Regions from separate parts of the Homo sapiens genome. Here region 2 is linked to region 1. The links are chromatin contacts, found by Hi-C or POLR2A ChIA-PET in ENCODE. All regions are on one chromosome and are shown on one strand. Each heading gives the region's core, a stretch centred on a gene start or an enhancer-like site at or near the end of the contact. The rest is flanking DNA. Distances are from core to core; before and after follow the strand shown. Region 1 overlaps FOXO3 (forkhead box O3). Region 2 has its middle 38 kb from the start of LINC00222.

Region 1 (3,517 bases), core at 866-3,365:
TTGTGTCTTAGGTCTCTGAGTCTCAACTTCCAGTTTTATAAAATGAGGATAATAGCCCCCATTACTTCACAGGGTTATTACAAGAATCAAATGCACTAAAGCATGTGAAACTGCAGTAGGCTGAAATATGTACCATGCAACTAGGTATACTGACAAATGGGCAAGCAGGTAGCCCAGAGAGGTTAAGTAGTTTGCCCAAGGTTACAGAGCTAGGTTGATTTCTTTTTTTTTCTTTTTCTTTTTCTTTTTTTTTGAGATGGAGTCTTGCTCTGTCTCCCAGGCTGGAGTACAGTGGCGCGATCTCGGCTCACTGCAAGCTCCACCTTCCAGGTTCACGCCATTCTCCTGCCTCAGCCTCCTGAGTAGCTGGGACTACAGGCGCCCGCCACCACGCCTGGCTAATTTTTTTTTTTTTTTAATTTTTAGTAGAGATGGGGTTTCACTGTGTTCACCAGGATGGTCTCGATCTCCTGACCTTGTGATCCGCCCGCCTCAGCCTCCCAAAGTGCTGGGATTACAGGCGTGAGCCACCGTGCCCGGCCTAGATTCATTTCTTAAATGGCTTGAACCCCCATAGTAGTTCTTCCTTATTCTCTCTAGCTGGTTAGAAAAAAAGCGGGGAGGGGAGGGAAGTGCCCTGAACTGGAGTCAAAGTAGCAGATGATAGACAAGCTTTCCCTAAAAACTCTCCTCCTCAAGAAGTAAGATGAACACTGGGATCTTCTACCAACAGGTTTGCACCCCTAGCCACCTCGATGTTAACAGGTTCTGTTCCGTGCCCCAGCCCTTTTGCTTTGTTTTGTTTTAGTCTCAGCAAGCTACTTACAGGCTTCTTTAAGTGGTGTAAAAAGCAAGGGAATTCAAAGCTGTAAAAACTTGAGCCTTGTTTAACCCTCTGCCATGATGAAGGACTTAACAAGGGTCTCCTATGGTGAGCTCACTCCAGCTCACGGGTGGTTGCAGAAAGGGGAATGTTAAGAGTGTTGTGATGCTAAAGCCTCTCAACTTTCTCAGGCCTAAGAGACCCCTAATGGAACTCAGATATCTGATTTCAGTCATTTAATAGCCCTTGAGATGGTGAAAAGACTGTAATGGAAGCTAAGTAGGGTGGTAGTACTTCCATGCCAGCCAGCTCAGTTCCATACCAGAACTTGGGCTAGTGGAGATTTGACTTCAGAAATGTAGATATTTGGCCTTTAGAAGACTAGTTTGTCTTCCTTTAAGGAGAAGAATATGGAAGATTTGTCTTTAGAAATGTAGATGTTTGGCTTTTAAAAGAATAAATGGTTTGTCTTCCTTTAAAAATAGGCTTTTAAAGACACAAGTAAGTTTTAATTTGAGTGTAATTGTAAGGAGGCCACTTTCTAGTTCGTTGGAAAATATGTGTTCAGAAGACAATGTAGTATCAGTTTTTGTCTGATTTTTCAAGTGTTGGTTTCCCTTTTGGTTGAACAGCAGATCTTTCTCGTATATGTGTAATTCTAAAGGATTGTACAGAAAATTAAGGGAGATCTAAATACTTAGATTTTTAAAGTTTATCTGGTGAACTCTGATTTTGGTGATGATAATAAATGACTGCATTGAGGATAATGCATTTCATTGTTATATCCTAATGAAGCTTTAGGGTCATCTTCGCCTCAGAATATTTTGGGGGAGGTTGTTTTGAGAAGATAACTTCTTCAGCTAAAAATGAAAAGTCACCAAATTTTCCTGAAAGTAGACTAGCTCAGTATGACCACAGAGCATTTAAAGAACCATCCAAAGGACAGTGGGGGCTGTGAGGGGATCTAGTTTCTGGTTTAGGATTTCCATTTTTGCTTAGAATCCATTGTTCTTTCAGCAGCCAGGAGCACATGCAACCTGAAGTGTATTTTTTACTTTAAAACTTAACTGTGACTGTCACTTCATTGAAGACTCTCCTAAATTCACAGAACGAGGCTGAGGTCAGACTCTGACACCCTGCTTCTCTCAAATTAACTGTCCCAGCTTCCCAAGAGTTGCTCTCTAATAACTTTCTTGGTTTAACTTCTTAGTGTTTCTCCAGACTGAATTCCTGGCTTGCTCACAGAAGAAGGTCATGTGATGCTGAATCTGAGCCGCCTTGTGTTAATGGAGCGGTCTGCTCAGTTGACAGGCAGTCTTGCTGGGGAGCTGCAGCAAGATGCTTCTCTGGCGGGCTGGGTGTTTCACACGTCATTCATTTTAGACCACGTGTAGAATTCTTTGACCCTTAGGTCTATCTGGAAAAGAAAAAATAGCCATACTTTTTTGGAGGGCTGGCTGCTGGGTCGTGAAGGGCACTGTGTTCTCTCAGGTGTTCATAAAGCTTGGTGCATGTGCTTACAGTTGGTGGCAGAGATGGTCATGAGCTGGTGTGGTGCTGCAAGCTCGAGCTTCCGGTAAGCCTTCTTGAGTTCGACATGTGTCCTCTCTGAGGGAAACCAGCTTCAGTCTCACCTTAATTTGATATCAAAGATGCCTGCATTCACAAACTTTCATTCATCTTCATCTTTTGACATTTGGAGACACCATTAGGGAGCAGCCCAATATTTAGTTTAAAGTACTTTACATAAAGACTGGGAAGCATCCACCAGCAAAAGCCCAGATGGAGAGGGGAGGGGTGGTTCACTTCTTGTCTCTGCCACATCACTCAATCTTGTAGAATATTAGGTTTCTCATTTGTCAAAAGAAGACAGCCTCATCAAGTTTTAAAGGTGCATAGTATGTATAATTTTAAACTTGAAGACCGGGCGCAGTGGCTCACGCTTGTAATCCCAGCACTTTGGGAGGCCGAGACGGGTGGATCATGAGGTCAGGAGATCGAGACGGTGAAACCCCGTCTCTACTAAAAATACAAAAAAATTAGCCGGGCGTGGTGGCGGGCGCCTGTAGTCCCAGCTACTCGGAGAGGCTGAGGCAGGAGAATGGCGTGAACCCAGGAGGCGGAGCTTGCAGTGAGCTGAGACTGCGCCACTGCACTGCAGCCTGGGTGACAGAGCAAGACTCCGTCTCAAAAAATAAAAAAAATAAAAACTAAATAAACTTGAACCCTAACATTTTGTCTGTGAAATGGACCTGGTGAAGTCTATGTTATGATACAGAGCTAGAAAGAAATAGTGGTGTACTAGTGTGGCATCAGCAGGCTGCAGTATTGGAAGCCATTTGGAATTTACGTGTAGGCTACTTCCCAAAAGGAGTAAATCTTTGATGCTTGTTTGACTGATGTTTGAATGCTGTGATTCTAGTATGTCTTTAAAATTTATGTTGGGGATAGGACTAATTCTAACCAAATACAGGTAATATAGACTGTATCGTGTTTTTTATTGATGTAGATATTTCTGTTTTAGGGAATGTAACATCTGATAAATATGAATCTGTTATGAATTACCTGGAGAATATATTCTGCTATTTGTACCTATGACTATAGTCTTCGGTTATAGTATGCTAGCCTGAAGAATTCTGCATCTTCAGGGATCTTTATTCTTACCTTTTAAAAAAAGCCGAAAGTCTGAACTGT
Region 2 (3,769 bases), core at 901-3,400, 46 kb after region 1:
TCTGCTCTGCCTCCCCTCCGTTTCAGAGGTCCTAGAAGCCCAGATTAAACAGTCACTAGAGAGTCTGCGGTTATTTTTTCTTGGAGAATAATAGGCCCCGCCACTGGGCCTCCAGAGAAAGTGAATTGAGGCTCAGTGGTTGGCAGTTATCTCCGCCAGGTCTCCAAGTCCCTGACTTTCTATCACAAGAGAGGAACTAGAACATAGTGCAGAGCAAGCTTACAAGAGTTCAAATCCCGTCTGTGCCACTGACTTAGCTATGTGGCCTCAGGTGAAGTACCTGATTTCTCAAGTGCCTCAGCCTCCTCATCTGTAAAATGGGGGAGGGAGGGGTAGTAATAGTACCCACACCATAGGCACAGAGCCATCCTATGAAAGCCCTTGGCATTTTGCCCCATGCTATGTTTGTGTTTAGGGAGTTCAGGGATTCTTGATAGGATTGAAGCATGTATGTGTGGGAGAATTCATGTCACATTTAAGAAATGGGAATCAGGCCGGGCATAGTGGCTCACACCTGTAATCCCAACACTTTGGGAGGCTGAGGCGGGCAGGTCAGGAGTTCAAGACCAGCCTGGCCAATGGTGAAACTCCATCTCTACTAAAAATACAAAAATTAGCTGGGTGTGGTGATGCACATCTGTAGTCCTAGCTACTTGGGAAGCTGAGGCAGGAGGATTGCTTGAGTTCAGGAGATGGGGGCTGCAGTGAGCCATGGTTGTACCACTGCACTCTAGCCTGGACAACAGGGCAAGACCCTGTCCCCCCCCCCCCAAAAAAAACTGGGCATCTGGGTGGCAATGTGTTCAGTGAAAACGTGGCTTCTTCTGGCCAGGAGAAGCTGACAGCCTGAACTGGCCTTTCTCTGGCCAGAGGGCATTTTGCTCAGCCATGGAAGGCTAACCTAAGAGCAGGTGGGATGACAGTAGGATGATGGGATGGCCAGTGCCTCCCTAACCACGCTCCCCTATGCATGCTGCATTTTCCTTCTCTGCACGCCCACAGCTGGATGGGAGGAGGTGCTCAAGTGTGTGGGAGGTGACCAGCCACATCTGCAGGAAGTTACAGGTGCCCTGGGCTGGGGCCCTGGGACACATTCCATTTCTGGGGCTGGTGCCTCCCATCCAGGCTCCAGACCAACTCCTTAGGGTGCATTTTAAAACTGGTTCTTCCAGCTATTAACCCTGCAGTTCCTGAGAGAACACACACCCAGGTGGAGCTAATTAGGGTGGGATGAGAGATTGGGACTCTAGGAATTCAGTGCCAGCCTCCCCTGCAGGTCACTCAGGAGTGGGGCCTTGATGGGCCTGCTGCAGACAGCTGAGAGCCCACATCTGTCTAATCAGGGCCCCACTCTCTTCAGGCTGCTTCAGGAATAAGTCCCCAGTCTAGGGGTGCTGGGGAATCCTGCACCGTGATTGCTGTGTAATCACAACACCTAAAGATGAAGGATTTGGACAAAGGAGCATTTATTGAGCACTTTGTCTGTGGTACTAGGCCCATTACATTCATTGTTTCCAGCCTCACAACCACCCTGTCATACAATTATGATTCCCATTTTTTTCAATGTGGAAACTGAGGCTCAGAGGTGGTAAGGTGCTTGTTTAAGCTCTCCTGCCTTTGAGCAATTGAACTGGTATCTAAAACCAGGTCTCTCAGACTCCAAATCCTACACGTAGCTGCTTCCCCTTTCAGGTTGATAAAATGATCAACCTGAGCTAGTCTATCTTGCACTGCTTCTCCTGCTTAGAGGTAATTGCGAGTGTTAGATGTTGATAAACAGCAATGTAGTAATGATGTGAACCAGTCAAAACCTTAATCCTCTCCACCTAAAATACGATCACATCACTTCCTTTTTCAAAAAAATCTTCATTGACTTCTCTACTCACCAGATCAAGTTCAAACTCTTTAGCGTACAAGACAAAACACTAAAGAGACTATGACCAAATGCCAAACTCATGTTTCCCTTTTCTCTTTCAAGAATGATGTCCAGTCTGGGAAGGGAAAAATAACCCTACTGAGTTGGAATTGGGGTCCAAGATTGGTGAGAAAGCGCCCAACAAACATGACAGAGTTTGAAGGGAGTCCAGGTCTCCTCACCCTGACCAGTGACTGCTCAGCCTCAGCTGCAGCATGTCGAGATTGCTCAACAGCTATTGTTAATCTTTCACAAACCATAACAAATGTGAGACAGTCCCCAAGGATGGAGTGGGCAAAAGTCCCAGTTTTTAAAAGGGAGAACACTTTAGATACTGCAAACTACAAACCAATAAGTGGGAAGGGGAGCCCCAATAAAATTGTAGTGCATGCTGTTAAACGGTTTGTGCCCCTTACAAATAGGAGCACAGATCTTCGAAGAGCTTCATGGGACTGCTGGAAACAAGTCATGTCAGTGTCACCTCATTTCTTCTTCTAATGGTGTGGCAGGGCGGGTAGATCAGGGAGACGTTGAGGATGTGGTACATCTGGATTTCAGCAAGACAGCTGATAAGGTCTCTTGTGACTTCCTTGTAGACAAAATTGGTTAATTGTGAGCTAGAGGTGCTTTTAAGTAGAACTCACAACCCATTGAAAGCATAAACCTGAGACATGCAGATAGAGAGTAACTCGGAGGAAGTCTCTAGTGGTAGGCAACAAGGCTCAGCTCTGAGCCCTGTGTTTTGGACATTTTTAATCAATAACTTAAAGGGCAGATGACACAGCTTGCCGGGGGTGGGGGTGGTGGGGGGGATTATTAACAGCTTGGATGCCAGAAATAGGATCCAGAAATTTAAGTGGAATAAATGGAAAGTTCTGGACTTTGGTTTAACAAACCCGTGACACAGCTGAAAGATTTTAGCTGACTAAATGCTCAATATGAGTTCATAGGAACCAAGCCACGTTAAGCAGCTCATGTTTCCCCTTTGCCTTCAGGATGCCAGATCCCTCCTTAGTGTCCAGCAGGGGGTCCTCCAGATGTGAGCTGGCTACCAATCCTGTGTCAGGCTGCAGACTTGCCATGTCCTTGAACACCTTTGCACCTCTGCACATGGTCTCATCTCTTTCTCCTGTAGCTCGCCAGCTGAGGTCCTATTCACACTTTCTTTCTTTCTGAGTCAGAATCCCTGTCCCCCAGGCTGCAGTGCAATGCCGTGATCATGGTTCACTGTGGCCTCAAACTTCCAGGCTCAAGTGATCCTCCCACCTCAGCCTCCAGAGTAGTCGAAACCAGAGGCTTGTGCGACCACACCCGGCTAATTTTTTTATTTTTTGAAGAGACAGGGTTTTGCCATGTTGCCCAGGCTGGTCTTGAATTCCTGGGCTCAAGCGGTCTGCCTGCCTCAGGATTCCTATTCACTCTTTACAATCCAGCTCTGCTGCACCCCTGAGCTTCTGGAGATGCCACAGAACACTTGTCTGTGCTCCTTTGTGGCACTCACCACGTTTTGTTAAAATGACCAATCGCCCTCCTTGACAGGGTTGTGTGCTGCTTGAGGGCAGGGGCTGTCTCATTCACGTGGAGGTTCAACACATGTCTGTGGAATGGGTTTCGCTGCCCCAAAGCTGATTCTATCTTTTGCTGTGTTTGCATTGGAACAATGGGCAGAAATGATTTCCTAATTCTGCTTGCATGGGGTAGGTCAGACAACTTGGATGTGGGTTTTAGTTCTGGGTCTTATACTTCAAATGATGCAGGGCAGAGTGATCCCACGCCAGGGCAAGCTGGGTGCTAAAGGATTTAGGCGCTCTATCACAAGAGGAACAGGAAAAAAGAAGGCTTAGGTGGGGATAC

What was found. A loop is a pair of places that touch in the nucleus more often than their neighbours do. ChIA-PET counts read pairs that join two places held with the same protein, here RNA polymerase II (POLR2A). Pooled maps may share reads with other maps.
Region 2: a loop to region 1 is called in a pooled map, with 1.9 times the contacts of the local background. The contact joins two enhancer-like sites. A Hi-C loop is called at or near these places in 1 of 50 pooled maps. POLR2A ChIA-PET finds 5 or more read pairs at or near these places in 4 of 52 experiments (A673, BJ, PC-9 and 1 more).

What each region holds. Positions count from the first base shown.
Region 1 is chr6:108,666,101-108,669,617 of GRCh38, forward strand. All of the region lies in intron 2 of FOXO3 (forkhead box O3), which reads left to right. Among named protein-coding and RNA genes, the nearest start is that of LINC00222, 84 kb to the right of the region's middle. Within about 2 kb of position 2,116, at least 3 of the 41 ENCODE cell types and tissues checked have a DNase peak (open chromatin) inside an H3K27ac peak, as active enhancers do.
Region 2 is chr6:108,712,066-108,715,834 of GRCh38, forward strand. No RefSeq gene overlaps it. Among named protein-coding and RNA genes, the nearest start is that of LINC00222, 38 kb to the right of the region's middle. Within about 2 kb of position 2,151, at least 3 of the 41 ENCODE cell types and tissues checked have a DNase peak (open chromatin) inside an H3K27ac peak, as active enhancers do.